2 separate regions of the Homo sapiens genome follow, and region 1 is linked to region 2. Evidence: read pairs that join two places in POLR2A ChIA-PET (ENCODE). Cell type or tissue: Caco-2. All regions are shown on one strand. Links, peaks and the distances in the headings refer to the core of each region. The heading gives the core; the rest is flanking DNA. Region 1 overlaps COL4A2 (collagen type IV alpha 2 chain). Region 2 has its middle 9.8 kb from the start of RAB20.

Region 1 (7,749 bases), core at 441-5,440, 95 kb before region 2:
TAATGTTGTTTACAGTGTTATCAATGTATCTCTATCAAAGTAGACAGAGCATCCCTGGTTTCATGAGTGACAAGGCACCCGGTGGCTTTAAGGGTTCAACTGATGCCAAATCGGCTTTGGGAACCCGAGCCCCGAGCTTTAATGAAAGATGATGCCATGGACAGCAAATGTTCACACTGGGTGAACCCCAGGCTGGGGATTGCTAGATCATTGCAACCTGCCATTCAGTGTTCCAAATCAAAAATGAGGCTGAGCACAGTGGCTTACACCTGTAATCCCAACACTTTGGGAGGCCAAGGTAAGAGGATTGATTGAGCCGAGGGGTTCAAAACCATCCTGGGCTACATAGGGAGACCCCATTTCTACAAAAAAAAAATAATAATTAACTGGGCATGGTGCTGTGCACCTGTAATCCCAACTACATGGGAAGCTGAGGTGGGAGGATTGCTTGAGCCCAGGAATTGTAGATTGCAGTGAGCTATGATCATTCCACTGCACTCCAGCCTGCGTGACAGAGTGAGACTCTGTCTCAAAAAGAAAAGAAAAGAAAAGAAAATGTGGGTTAAAACTGTGACTCGGTGCATTCACTGTTTATCTGTTGATGGCATTGTCGTTAGTCCCTGCTGCCAACCCCAGCCCGAAGAGGCTTCTCTGTGGTGTGGGAAGCAGGTGTCGCTCCCCTGATTCTGCCATCAGCCCACATCAGGCATCCTAAGCGAGATGGAGGCTAGGCCTCCACTGGCAGGCGAACCCATGAAGCTCAGGAGCATGAATTGGTTTTCGGATGAGCCTGTGAGATTCCTAGCAAGGCCTGGAAGGGTTGGGACCCAGGACAGGGGAGTTTTGATGATGATGAGACTGATCAGTGCCCCCAGCTGTTGATACTAGGGAGCGCCCATGGGTGCCACAGTTCACTGAGAGAGCAAGGAAGAGCCTAAGATGGCCAGAGTGCATGCATGCACACACACACACACACATTCACGGTCACACTCATGCACATGCATGCTCACACATGATCACATACACACATGCAGATACCTACACACGTGCCTATGCATGCTCACACATGATCACACTCCTTACACACGTACCCACACACGTGCCTGTGTACACTCACATGATCACACACGCACGTACCCACACACGTGCCGTGCACACTCACACATCACACACGCACGTACCCACACACGTGCCTGTGTACACTCACACATGATCACACATGCACGTACCCACACACGTGCCTGTGCATGCTCAAACATGATCACACACTCCATACACACACGTACCCACACACGTGCCTATGCACACTCACGATCACACACATGCACATACCCACACACGTGCCTGTGCACACACGATCACACACACGTACATACCCACACACGTGCCTGTGCACACTCACACATGATCGTACACTCATACACACACGTACATACCCACTCGTGCCTATGCACGCTCACACATGATCACACACTCACATACACACACGTGCCTATGCATGCTCACACATACACATCCAACCCTGAACCAAGCCAGCTAGAGCAGGTTGTTGGGTGAAATTACGAGGATGGGGAGGCCTCGTGCTCGGCCATCCAGATCTCCCCTTTCCAGTCCTACTGACTCTCCAGGTCATTTATGGAAGATAAGATGCAAATCAGCGCTGTCTGCAGAAACTGAGGACTCGGCGCTGAGAGGTGGGGCTCTGTGTGTCAGCCTTCCTGGAAGGCACTTAAATGAGTTCACAGAAGGCAAAGTGAAGGACATACGTAGGTGACTCGAGTGTCCACCATCGACCTGTTCTGCAACCCAGCTGTCAAAATCCTGCCCCAAGCTCTTTGACATAAGGGTACTTCTGGTAGAATTTTTTTAAAACTTAATTACTTCCTGCAGGCTTCAGAATGTTTGAGCATGAAAACAAATGGAAGCAGGCTTACTTTCGATGTCTTATTAAGGTCTTTACCATGATCAATGTTACCTTTATGACAAGCTTCATATGCCTTGTTAGGCAGAATGTTTTGGATGGTAAAAATCCTGACTCCCAAAGCATCAACATTCCAAGTAACTACTTCAGTTTCAGTTCCGCTCACCAGTGCTACAGGAGCAGCGTGCAGCGGGTCCTGCTTCCATTCGACTGGCTGTGCAGGACGGCCACAAACACACGCAGGTGCACCCTGCGCTTCTGAGCAGAACTCTCGGAATGAAGTAATGCAGACGTCCACAAATGAGATGTGATTTCACTGAGGGAGGCTGATTTTTAGCAGTTGTTCCTTTTTTAACAGATAGTCTATAAGTGGAAACTGACCTGAAACATTCAGCTCTAAAGAAATAATCACAAAGCACCTCGGTGCCTGATTTTTGCAAGGCAGTCCTTGCCGGAGGATCGGGCATTCGTGCACATTCACCCGGAGACCGTGCTGTCCACTTCCAGAAGGGGAGGAAGGGCAGCGCTCAGAAGCACGCCCAGACTGTCTCCAGCCCTGCTGCCCCCTGCTGAGGCCATCTCGCCTGCTCAGCCCCCAAGTTCCCCCACAGTCCATGTCCCTGGGTTATGAATGTCACCTGGTGTCTGTCAGATCCCCACCCCATTGTTCTTGTCAATGAGCAGGAGTGGGGTGGACCTGCCATCGCTGCGAATCCTTTACAGCCTGCAGTGCTGCCTGCCAACTCTTCACAACCATTAGCACCCACTAACAATCCATTTCCCCTGGAGCTCTTCACTCTAAAGATAGAAGACCAAAAAATAGAAGTGTCCTCATTTCTCACAGTACTACAGGAGGAGGTGAGAACCGATGCATCCGTGCATCTTAGAGAATCTCATTTCAGACCTCGGCTTCGAGTGCGCCTCCTGCTCAGTCAGCCCTCTTCCTCGCTGCAGGTTGACGTGGTCAGACAGTGCGCAGTCAGCAGCCTGACTCTCGGTTCTGGGTTGGTCCAAGACTGACCGGGTCCCTTTTGTCACTGCCCCCTCCTGTGCACCCCCCTGGCTTGTCTGCCTCCCTGTCCTGGACCAGCCCTGCACACCTGCAGGGTGGCTGTGAGGCTACGTGAGTGTGTGGACTGTAAAGTGGTGGCAGGAGTGTGCACCTCCGGTGTTAATAATCGGAGAGCAGCTGCGACAAGCGTCAGGCTCACGAAGAGAGGGGGAAATGCCTGAATATAAGGAGGTCCAGGGAGCTAGTGTTAAAAACTAGAAGAAAACAGATGCCCTTAGTGTCTGACCACTGGGCAGGACAGGATATTCCAAACTTAAAATGAAGAGAAGAAATCACACATGTGCACACACACCCACACACACACCATATGAAGTTTGAATACAAAGGTTAGTATCCTGCATGTGGAAAGCAAAATTAAACTTTGAGCAGCAGAATAAACTTTACAATAGATATGAAGGAAAATTCGTCAGTGTATATGAGGAATACTAAAATCTATCAGGAAAATATAAAACTCCCCAGAGGAAAATAGGAGCAAAGAGGCCGGGCACAGTGGCTCATGCCTGTAATCCCAGCACTTTGGGAGGCCAAGGCGGGCAGATCGCATGAGCTCAGGAGTTTGAAACCAGCCTAGGCAACATGGCAAAACCCTGTCTCCATTTAAAAAAGAAAGAAAGAAAGAAAAGATATGAGCAAAGAACTAAAACTTCACCAAAATCAATAACCAGGAGAAAGAAACGTAGATCATAATGAAGAACAAGCAAGCGGATCCCCCGACACCACGTTTCACTGCATCATGACTGCCAGGGTTCCATTTTGCTTCAGTGCTAACGCTCAGTGCTGGGGAAACACTGGTAGAATAAATGGGTTTAGACTTTCTGAATCAGTGCGATGTATCTTTTAAACAACATTAAATTAGTGTTTGCTTTGATACACGATGTCAGTTTCTCAGGCAGTTTCCTAAAGAAATTACCTACGACATGGACATGGATAAACATAGCAAAAAAAGAAAACTCCCCAACTATTCCTGACAGTGCTGTTTGCAAAAGTGAAAAAAATGGGGAGGATGCGATGGAATACATTCAATGTGTCCAGATGATAGAGTTTTATTCATGTAGTTATTTTAAATGTTTGCAAAGACTATTTTTAAATGTGGCAAAATGTTCAAAATATAATGTCAAGTGAAGAAAACTAGGTTAAAACTATACTTATAGTGCCATGTCAACTCTGCAAATGTCTAGTTATTTATAGGAATAGACAAGGGCAGGAAGGAAATTCCCAGTGGTAGTCATTACCGCTGGGTGATGGTGTGCCTTACCTGATTTTATCCTTTATACTTCTTTGTGTTTTCCTGATTCTCTAGAGTCCAGAAAAGCATGAATTGCTCTTTTTACAGAATGAGTGTGTGGAGGGAGATGCTGTCTGTGATGAACAGTCCAGAGTTGGCCCCCACAGCTCTTGTCTCTGATTCCTGCAGGAAGCCAAGGGATGCCTGGGATGCCAGGGCTGAAGGGCCAGCCAGGCCTCCCAGGACCTTCCGGCCAGCCAGGCCTGTATGGGCCTCCAGGACTGCATGGATTCCCAGGAGCTCCTGGCCAAGAGGGGCCCTTGGGGCTGCCAGGAATCCCAGGCCGTGAAGGTAAGACCCCAGCCCTCCCATAAACGAGTGGGGTCCTCACTGGTCCTGCCAAGAGAATGAGCACTGTCTTCTTGTGGAGCTCTCAAAGTCTGTTCCATGGAACCCCTTAAGAGGTGCAGGGGTTCCCAAACCAGAACATGTATTTCACCTAATAAGGAGACACAAACAGCCTGAGACATCGGCTCATCCTCTGTACCTGTTGTATATATTAAGGATCTAGGGAAGGTCTCATCGGGAAAAAAGAAAAAGAAAGAAATTCCCCCTACAAAAGTTCAGAATCACTGCTCTGATGTGGAGAGGAGAAATGGTTTTATGAAAGTGCAGGGTGTGGGTTGGAAAGGCAGGTGGCTCCGTCAGGGAAACCTGGGGTAGATGGGCTGGAGCAGAGGAGCGGGGAGGGGAGGCTCGGCTGCATGCCCACCACACAGGCCAAGGCAGGTGGCAGAGGTGGCCCAGAAGGCAGGCAGGGCACAGCATCCATGGGCATTGCCCACCACTGCCCAGGCCGCTCTCCCACACTCAGTACAGCCAGTTCCCAGACTCCTACACTTCACGGTCCAGGGAAACTGTCAGTGCTGGTTGGAGGAATCAATGTACTTTCCCCCCTTTTTGTTTTGTCCAGAAAAACAGCTTTTTAAGGAAGTGTTGTATGTCACCAAAGGACACCGTAACTGTAAAGTGGGAAAGACGCAGTTGCTTAATAAGGAGTTGTCTCCATGGAAACTCTCAATCTTACTATAGTTCTCTGGTTTGCCACAGTCAGGCAACAGCTTTGTCCAGGACCTTAGCAGATCTTGGTAGGGAACTGCCACTCCACTTGAAGATACACACTGGCTTCCCCCATGTGGGGCCTCGCCTGTGTCCAAGAGCTGGGGGCTGGACTCAGGTAGGGCCCGCTCCCCTATTGCCGCACTAGCCACTGGCTTCCTGGGGTAGCAAACCTGGACCGGAGGTTCAGGCTCCTATCTCAGTATCGACAGGGCCGTGCTGGTTCTCAACTACTGAGAATCAGCTGAACACAGCGTCGTGTGGTGCTTACGAGACCCATGGGAAAGCCTGTCCTGAACTAAAGCCTACACTTTAGGTGGGGAGAGAGACACACACATTAAAAGGCTCCCACTTGGCCTGGGCAAGCCAGCAGAGTGACAAGGCCACGCGGTCCCCGGTGACCCAGAGGAGGCGGGGACAGGCAGGTCAGAGCAAGCCCAAGGGGAGAAGTACCTGGTGCCAGCGGGGAGAAGGCTGGGACTGGAATGTGGGGTGCTCTCTAGGAAAGGGGGACCACCCCAGCAGAGGCAGAATTGCCCAGGGAACACTTTGGAGCCTGTGATCCCCAAACCGGCTGGGGAAGAGAGCCTGATTTGAGGGGGCTGGGGGTTTAGATAAGAAGATTGAGCCAAAGGTTGGGAGCAGTGAATGCTGGAGCTAAGGAGTTGGAGCCCCGAGGCAGAGGGGGCCTTTGGGAGTTTTTAACAGAGAAATGCATTAAGAAGGGATTTTAGGGACCCAGCAGGCAGCCCTTGGACGGCTTGGAGTCGGGGGAGGCGGGAGGACAGCTGTGGGCGGGAGCTGCCAAGCTCACGACAGTAGCAGTGATGAGATGGGAGCACGGAGACCAGAGAGGGCAGCAGCAGCAAATGGGCAGCTGGAGGGTCCCCCGGGACTAACTCCGGGCTGGAGCCAGTGATGTTCGCGAGGAACAGGCCAGCTCTTGACTAACCCCAGTGACCATGCCCCAGCCAGAGCTGGCAAGGCCCCCACTCACATCAGCATCCACACAGCTTTGTCCCTTGGCTTCTGAAGACTGCAGTGGGAAAGCCATGCTGGCTGGCACCCCGCCAGCACAGCCTCAACCTCCAGATACAGACCTCTCCAGAAAGGCCAGCCCCAGGGTCCCGCTCCGGCCACACTTTGGAAACTCACCCCAACATGGTGGTTTTCCACTTTCCTTCTAAGGAGCTTTTCTTACTGAACACTCAATGCCGTAAAAGCAGAAGAGAAATTTCCCCTGTGTGTGTTTGTCCACCCTGTTTGATTTGCTCCTCTTCCTGACAGGTCTGCCTGGTGATAGAGGGGACCCTGGGGACACAGGCGCTCCTGGCCCTGTGGGCATGAAAGGTCTCTCTGGTGACAGAGGAGATGCTGGCTTCACAGGGGAGCAAGGCCATCCAGGAAGCCCTGGATTTAAAGGAATTGATGGAATGCCTGGGACCCCCGGGCTAAAAGGTAATTGTGTGACTGTGACCAGGGATCCCTTGGCGGGGAGGTTGGGTCTAATCAACTCTGACCTGAGACAGCTCTGCTGGGCGCCTCTGTGGGCCGTGGGGCTGGCCTCACACTTCTGCAGATTGGAGGCCTTGGGACTCTCCTGACCTAGGAGACAGCAGCCTCAGGACAGCTGGTTAATGCTGCTTAGACGCGGGTGGGACCAATGTGCCTCACAAAGCCAGTTTATGAATTTACCAAGACAAACTGCTCCTGCCTGGGAAACATCGTCTTATTGTAAATATCACCATCTGCACAGGGAAATTTGTGGAGAGGTCCACTCAGGGGCCTAGATTCAGATCCAGAGGTTATTTGGTGAATTTGAAACCAAAGCAAAGCAAAGTGGTTGGTTACAGGGATAGGTTTATTTCAGCACAAGCAGGCCAATCTAGAAGCAGAGCCCTCCAGCCCATGAACGTTGCTGGAGACACACTGTTCTTCCATTGCTGGAGACACACAGTTCTGTCCTTCCATTGCTGGAGACACACTGTTCTGTCCCTCCGTTGCTGGAGACACACTGTTCTGTCCCTCCGTTGCTGGAGACACACAGTTCTGTCCTTCCATTGCTGGAGACACACTGTTCTGTCCTTCCGTTGCTGGAGACACACAGTTCTGTCCCTCCATTGCTGGAGACACACTGTTCTGTCCCTCCGTTGCTGGAGACACACTGTTCTGTCCTTCCGTTGCTGGAGACACACAGTTCTGTCCCTCCATTGCTGGAGACACACTGTTCTGTCCCTCCGTTGCTGGAGACACACTGTTCTGTCCCTCCGTTGCTGGAGACACACAGTTCTGTCCTTCCGTTGCTGGAGACACACTGTTCTGTCCTTCCGTTGCTGGAGACACACTGTTCTGTCCTTCCGTTGCTGGAGACACACTGTTCTGTCCCTCCATTGCTGGAGACACACTGTTCTG
Region 2 (7,749 bases), core at 1,819-6,818:
ATAAACTGGAAATCCTAGAGGCCTTCCCAGAACTGGGGTTAGTCAGAAGTGAACCCGGCAGATCGCGTCCCAGGTGGAGCTGCTTTAGCCTCCGTATGTATATTTCACCCCCAAGAAAGGTTAAACCGAACTGACAACAGAGACATTCCTCTCTGTACCTCTATTCAATAATGAGGCACAGCAAACTGTAGAACGCATGACAACCACAGATAAGGAAAGCACTCGCACGGTCCTGACGCCATTGCCCACCCTGACATTCGTTCATGGAGGTCGCCTGCACATTCCATCTTATTCAAAGGGGTGGTGGAATGGGGTGGGGGGAGAGCATCTGCTATTATCTCCGGTCGAGTGCTAGAGGCTTGAGCCCACATCTGGGGTCTGAGAGAGGATCCTGCACTAGGAACTGGGACTTGATAATGGCCTCGAGGACAGCTTGGAGCGTAGAAAATATTTTTGGGTTCACTGACATTTTAACTATAATTTTATATAAGAACTTAAATCATCAAAATGGGGGATCCAGGACTCTGTCCTCTTTATGGGGCTGCTGGGCAAACTGACTCGCAGAGAGATGATGAGCCATAAACATCCACTCACAAGCGGGAGAAAGTCAATGGAGACCGTGTGGAAACCACTTCCCCTGCTTAAAAATCACCAAAGCCGTAATGATGGACAGTGAGACAGCAGTGACCCTCAGTATTTCAATGGGACGTGAATAATGTTTAATTGTATGTTCATATATTGCTTAACAGTTTTAGAAAATCTGTTCTTCTGCAGCACTAGCCTGCTCTGCCCATCCCAAAAGTGAGTGGTGCCTGAAGGAATTCTGAGCCCCTCTGTGAGAGGAAGCGCGTCTGTCTTTTCTTTACGACCCCGGCACTGAGCACAGGGCTTGGAATACTATAAGAAATAAACACATCTTTTAAAAATAGTGAAAAACGGAGAGAACATAATCAAATGCCCATGTTATTATTCACGGCACGAGTGTCTTAGAGAATACAGGTGTTTAGGGCTGAAGTGAGTCCCCCTGAGATTCATGCTGAATCTCTAACCCTCAGCACCACACACTGAGCCTGAGCTTGAAGAGGGGGCCTTGAAAGGGTGATTAAGTTAAAATTAGGTCACTGGAGAGAGTCCTAATCTAATGTGACTGGTGTCTTTATAAGAAGTAATTAGGACACAGACACATGGACCAAGGGGCAGCCATGTGAGGCCTCACATGGGTGGGAAGGTGAACCCAGCCCGGCCGACACCTTGATCTTGGACTTCCAGCCTCCAGAACGGTGAGAAAACAAACATCTGTTGTTGAAGCTGATATAAGAGTTAAGAAGAAATCACTTAGGCAGATAGTAAGGGTGTGAGTGTCCTCAATAAGGCTTTTATTTTTCATGAAAAGCAGCCCCAGATCATTTTCTAACAAAGAGCATCCTGTAAAGTGGAGCTGCAGACATGGACAAGCAGGCTGGGAGCTTGCACGGGTGAATGCCAGCGGGAACTAGGGTCTAGAAACGTTCAAGATGGCGGCTGCATCTTCCCTTCTCTGCCAGCCACGTGTAATGTAAGGAGCAGAAAAAATGGCACCGATGGCCCATCAACTCAAAAGCCCATTTGCATAATAAGATTAGGGTGGGGTGACCAGCCTTCCTGGTATGCTATGTAAACGCCATACGTGATCAAACCAATTTGTGAGTCCTATGTAAATCAGACACTGCCTCCTCAAACTGGACTATAAAACCGGGCGCATTCACCACCAGCCAGTCTTTTCCGATTGGAGACCCCTTTCTCTATGGAGAGAGCTGTTTCTCTTTCTCTTCTCTTCTGCCTATTAAACCTCCCCTCCTAAACTCCTCGTGTGCGTCCGTGTCCTAAACTTTCCTGGTGCGCGACAACGAACCCCAGGGTATATACCCCGACAACGTAGCTGCTTCAAAGCCACCAGGTCTGGATGCTTTGTTGTGGCAGCACAGGAGGACTAGGGGGAAAAGAGGCCTCTGTTCTTGTTCCCAAGGAACAAGAATGGATGGAATGGCCATCCGTTTGTGGGGAATCAAACATAAAGACCCACATGCATCATGAGACAGATGTGTGGACAAGCCTCGAGACATAATAGGCATTGCGTGTGGTCCACACTGCCAAGGGCTGGAGTCAGGGAAAAGGGAGAGGGGGTGGACAACGTTCTCAGCACCCAGTTATGCTCAATAAATATCTGTAGCCTGAATGAGTCTGAAAACTTGAGCTGGAGTCAGTGAGGAATACAAAATCAAGAGATGTAAAGAGGAAGAAGTGTTCGAGCACCTTGGCTCACGCCTGTAATCCCAGTACTTGGGAAGGCCGAGGCTGGTGGATCATCTGATGTCAGGAGATCAAGACCAGCCTGGCCAACATGGTGAAACCCTCTCTCTACTAAAAGTACAAAAATTAGCTGGGCATGGTTGTGGGTGCCTGTAGTCCCAGCTACTCAGGAGGCTGAGACAGGAGAATCGCTTGAACCAGGGAGGCGGAGACTGAGTAAGCTGAGATCGCGCTACTGCATTCCAGCCTGGGTGAGGCAGAGTTAGACTCCGTCTCAAAAAAAAAAGTAAGAAGTGAAATATTTCAAGGCGGGCACATCCACAAAACACCAGAAAAGGCAATGCTTTCACAGAGAAGACAAACCATCTTCTTTTCTCTCCTCGGTCAGAGACCATCTGATGCTCTAGACAGTGGCTGCAGTACTGGCAAGACAGGCAAGTCAAGGAGGTAACATGGACGAATTTGCACAACTTAGAAAAGACCTGTAGGTATAATGTTAAAAACATTCAGCCCGGCGTGGCGGCCTGAGCTACTCTGGAGGCTGAGGTGAAAGGATTGCTTGAGCCCAGGAGTTCAGCTGCAGTGAGTTATGATCATGCCAATGAATAGCCACTGCACTCCAGCCTGGGCAACATAGTGAGACTGCAGCTCTAAATAGTTTTTTTTAAACTTTTTTTTTTTTTTTTTTGGAGACAAGGTCTGGCTCTATTGCCCAGGCTGGAGTGCAGAGGCATGATCTCTGCTCACTGAAACCTCTGCCTCCCAGGCTGAAACCATCCCCCACCTCAGCCTCACAAGTAGTGTGGACTACAGGTGTACACCACACCTGGCTAATTTTTGTTTTTTGTTTTTTGGTTTTTGTTTTGTAGAGACGGGATTTCTTCATGTTGCCCAGGCTGGTCTTGAACTCCTGGGCTCGAGAGATCTTCCTGCCTCCGTCTCCCAAAGTGCTGGGATTACAGGTTTGCACCACTGTGTCCGGCCAGCAAGTACTTTGGAATAGTTCCTTATTCCGTCTGCAAAGGACGGTTCCTAGGGCTTAGCAAGGGGAATTTGAACTGTTAAAGGAAAAACCTAAGCCTAAAGTATTAAACTATGGGGAAGGGCCAGGTGCAGTGGCTCACACCTGTAATCCTAGAACTTTGGGAGGCCGAGGCGGGCGGATTACCAAGGTGTGCCTATAATCCCAGCTACTCTGCAGGCTGCGGCAGGAGAATCGCTTGGATCCGGGAGGCAGAGGTTGCAGTTAGCAGGCCGTTAGGAAAGGTATTTGAGTCCTGTGACTTTCCACTATCCAGCAAATCACATCTGGTAGCTGTTATTCTCCTTATTAAACACAGATATCCATGTAGATAAGCATAATCTTCCCTTCATGCTTTTCCTTTCCTTCATTCATTTCCTTCATTCAGAGCCGAGATCGTGCCACTGCACTCCAGGCTGGGTGGCAGAGCAAGACTCCGACTAAAAAAAAAATGAAAATAATAATAAACTATGGGGAAGAATAAAGAAGGAATTGCCTACATTTAGAGGGAGGTAGAAGAACAAAAAGAGGAAAATATATAACTATTTTAAAACCTTTTTAACATAAGTCTTTCAAATCCTAGAAACTTGGGACTTGTGTGAGGGGAGGACCCTTCTCTCACTCTGTTATACTTTCTGAATGTTTTCAAAAGCACTGTAGACACGGTGATGCTTAGAACTGGGGGAGGCCAGGCCTCCTGGAAGAAGTTTGCTGAGGGCCTGTGGATAGAGAAGCAGAAACAGGAACACAGCCTGGGGCAAACATCGTGCGGATGATGGGCATCTCAAACACTGGAAATAAATGAGGCTGCGGGAGCAAAATTGCTGGTTCCCCTGCTGAGCACACCTGCCCTGCTTGGAACAAGAGCAAAGATGTCTGGTGGGGGAGCCGATGTGAGATGGATGGATAGACAGGGCCCCCAGCCTGGGGGATGGGACCAGGGACCATTTGTGAGATAAACCCAGGTATTAGCCCAGGGCAGAGGCTCCCAGCTGACCTTAAAACAGAGGCAGCCCAGCTCCACCCAGCACTTCTTCAGCAGGCCTGGGCTGGGGGTCAGAGAACTCGCATTTCTAAGATGTTCTCAGACTGAGGGACCCAGTGGAAAAGCGTCCTGATTACTGGGTTATAAACACCTGAAGAGTTCTGAAAGAAATGGGCCACACCCTCAGGATCCAAAGTCTTAAAGGAAAGCTGAAGAGGTGTCCTGTGAGTTCAGGGGCACCCCGGTGAAGCCTGGGGCTTAGAAAGAAAAGAAGTGTTTATACCAGGAGAGCAGAGAGCAAGGAGCAGGGAGGGGCCAGGGCAGCCCCCAAACCGGAGCCCGAGGCCGGACCCTGCCTCTGACGAGGAGCATGCCCGGCCACCATGCTGACCCCTGCATCCTTCTTTCTTTGTCCCTTGAAGCCCCTCAAAGTCCTTCCTGAGACACATCCCCTCCCAAGGCACACCCTGGAGGGTCTCAAGACTTGAAAATCAGTCAAGAAGCAGGCAAGGAGTGAGCTGATCACTGTAGTTAAAGAGACGGCACCAAAGACATTGTACAAAAGAGGGCAGGAAGATGTCCATGTGTCTGCACCAGACCTTCTGCGCCAGTGAGGGATGCTGCAGGCAAAGGCAGGGCAGATGGCAAGAGGGTCCCTACCCAGCCGCAGCACCCGGCAATGCCCACCAGAGCCGACCCCCTGCCCGTGTTCTGTGAGTCCACGTCGTCTGCATCAGGGTGCTGATGGCAAAGCCTCCGGGTGTCCCTCCGTTGCAGGGTCTACTCCTGCAGTGTGGACAGCAGAGACGGAGGAAGTTCTCCCAAGTGCGGGGAGGTAGGCTCTGTGGGAAGCCCTTCACTCAAAGGCACACTCATGGTTTTGTTACCAGAGCAGCTGAAGAATTCAAAGTAGCTTCTGAGAACTCTAACTGTCTGGACCATGCTATAGTAAGGGCTAAGCTAACTTAAGAGCCATCCAAAAAAAAAAAAAAAAGAAGAAGTGAAAAGGTGATTGATGTCAGATGTAAACCCAAGAGGGTAACACAGCAATGCTGAGACATCCGAAACAACTTCCTATTAGCTGTCCAGGACCTTAACCCAGGTCTTAAGGGATCCTGTCTTTTTTAGTCTAAGGCAGTTGAATACTAAATTATTAAAACAGGTCTTATTTTATGACCCTAATCATCGACAAGAGGCGCCTTTTGTTGTTGTTGACACAGAGTCTGGCTCTGTAGCCCAGGCTGGAGTGCAGGGGCGCATCTCGGCTCACTGCAACCTCCACCTCCCAGGTTCAAGTGATTCTCCTGCCTCAGCCTCCAGAGTAGCTGGGGTTACAGGCACACGCCACCATGCCCAGCTAATTTTTGTATTTTTAGTAGAGACGGGGCTCCATCACATTGGCCAGGCTGGTCTCGAACCCTGACCTTAAGTAATCCATCCACCTCGGTCTCCCAAAGTTCTGGGATTACAGGTGTGAGCCACCGTGCCTGGCCGACGAGGCACTTTTCCCTCAAGTTAACAAAAGGAAAAGAGAAAAGAGAAACCTTCTGAAGACAAACAATAGATAATTGGGTGAAAGATGGATGAATTCTCCCCACGTCTGTAACTCCTAAGAAACAGAGGCCCTATGTTCTGCATGAGGACATATCCGTTGTTCACAATCCCCACACTCAGCTGAAAACCACAAACCCACCCAGAGGGATTGCCTTTCTTCTTCTCCATTTGGGTACTTGCTCTCCAGCTGAATTCCACTTTAATTTCATCAGTGAAGGTCAGTTCAATTGGATAGACTGCAAGCTCTTTTCAGAATGTAAGGGAGGATTACTCTGTGAGAGATCTAATCATTTATTTTTAAAATACAGCACTTGACTAAGAAAAATTTCCTCTGCAATTAGGATTTTACCCACTTCTATGCGATGCACCGTATGTCATTTTCTAGAGTGGATCTAAAGTGCTGGAAGAAAAGAAACAAGAGTCACATCCACTTAAAAAGCCATATAAAAATTAAATTATGATATGTTCACAACACAAAAGAGTAAGGAAAGAAAATAAAGAACTAAATTTAGTTTCTTTAGAGATAAACACTAAAATGAAATGATAGCACAACTGTAATTGCAAATGAATTTTCATTAAATGGTAGGAAGACTAAATCAGCTAATAGTTCAGAAGCAAAGATGCCCTTTGTTATGGGTTAAATTGTGCCCGCCCCCCCAAAAAAAGATACTTTGAAATCCTACCCACCGTACTTCAGAGTGTGAACTTACTTGGAAATAAGGTTTTTACAGGGCAATCAAGTTAAAATGAGGTCATTAGGGTGGGCTTCAATCCAATAGGCGGGTGCCCTTATTAAAGGGAGGGATTTGGACACAGCCACACTGAGACGAAGATGCCATCTACCAGCCCCAGCACACTGGAGGTGCCGGGAGCGGAAGAGAGGCTGGACAGAGGCTCCCACGCAGCCTCAGGAGGAGCCAACGCTGCTGACACCTCAGACTTCTGTCCTCCAGGGCTGGGAGACAAGGCGTTGACATTGTTCTAAGCCACCCGATTGGTGGTACTGTGTTTCTGCAGCCTCTGAGAACTAACATACCTTTAAAGATCCAGAGGATTTAGTAAAGCATTGTGGCACATACTCAATGTGCACCAAAATTAGTCTTACCTGTTAAAAAAGCCAAAATCCCTCACTAACTGTACGTGGATTCTGAGAAGGCAATAGAAGAGCATATTCACAATGTGAAGTAAGACACATCAGAGTTAGGTTTGTTGCAGATTTTACAAATTTCAAGGACGCTAACCAATCAGCCACTGTAATTTTTCAATCAATTTTAGCAGAGGGGATCTACTCCCATCTCCTAGATAGAGCCACGCAGGTGTCACAGACTAGCTCACACGGCACAGAGACCCCCCCAAAATCTGCAGACAGGAACCACTCCTTAATTAAGATCTGAAGTGACTACTTACACATTAGGAAAAAAAAAAAAAAAAAGACCCAACAATAGCATTGGAAGATACATTCATCAGACCTAATCCTCACAATAGCCTTGGGAAGTAAGCTTTGTCCTCCAGCTTTACAGAAGAAACCGATCGTGAGAGGTGATGTCCCCCACCAAGTACACCAGGCAGGAGCCACAGAGCTGAGCCACGGTTCCCACAGGCTCCACGGGTCCAAGCTGCCCACCAGTACCTGGACAAGGACCCCAGCAGTCCAGAGAGGAAAGAGACAGCACAGTCCTTTATCTTTACTTCCTCAGTGGAATCACCAGGAATTGGTGTGCAAAATCATTCCACATTCTAAGGTGTGCAGTGTGGTTGTGCTGCACACATCCGTGTATTTTCAGATGGCTACAGTGCACTCAGCAAATCCATTATGCTGGACTTAGGGGCATTTTTTCTACTTTTGAGCAAAAAGTGTATCTGGCTTCAACATGACTCAAAACCAGAATTTGAAGCAATG

Evidence for each region. ChIA-PET counts read pairs that join two places held together with the same protein. Peaks named below come from ENCODE experiments on the same cell type or tissue, not always from the same donor. Only the 100,000 strongest peaks of a DNase experiment are listed, where the experiment ranks them.
Region 1: POLR2A ChIA-PET joins it to region 2 with 5 read pairs; 3 of 35 experiments call an interaction of 5 or more read pairs at or near these places.

The regions. Positions count from the first base shown.
Region 1 is chr13:110,473,596-110,481,344 of GRCh38, forward strand. COL4A2 (collagen type IV alpha 2 chain) reads left to right here. Exons shown (of 48, transcript NM_001846.4): 30 at 4,408-4,569; 31 at 6,625-6,795. Among named protein-coding and RNA genes, the nearest start is that of COL4A2-AS2, 14 kb to the left of the region's middle. RefSeq lists enhancers at 1,099-1,737, 2,308-2,417. In Caco-2, for the core only: no CTCF peak of the experiment used is centred there; no DNase peak of the experiment used is centred there.
Region 2 is chr13:110,567,629-110,575,377 of GRCh38, forward strand. No RefSeq gene overlaps it. Among named protein-coding and RNA genes, the nearest start is that of RAB20, 9.8 kb to the left of the region's middle. In Caco-2, for the core only: no CTCF peak of the experiment used is centred there; a DNase peak (open chromatin) is centred at 4,274.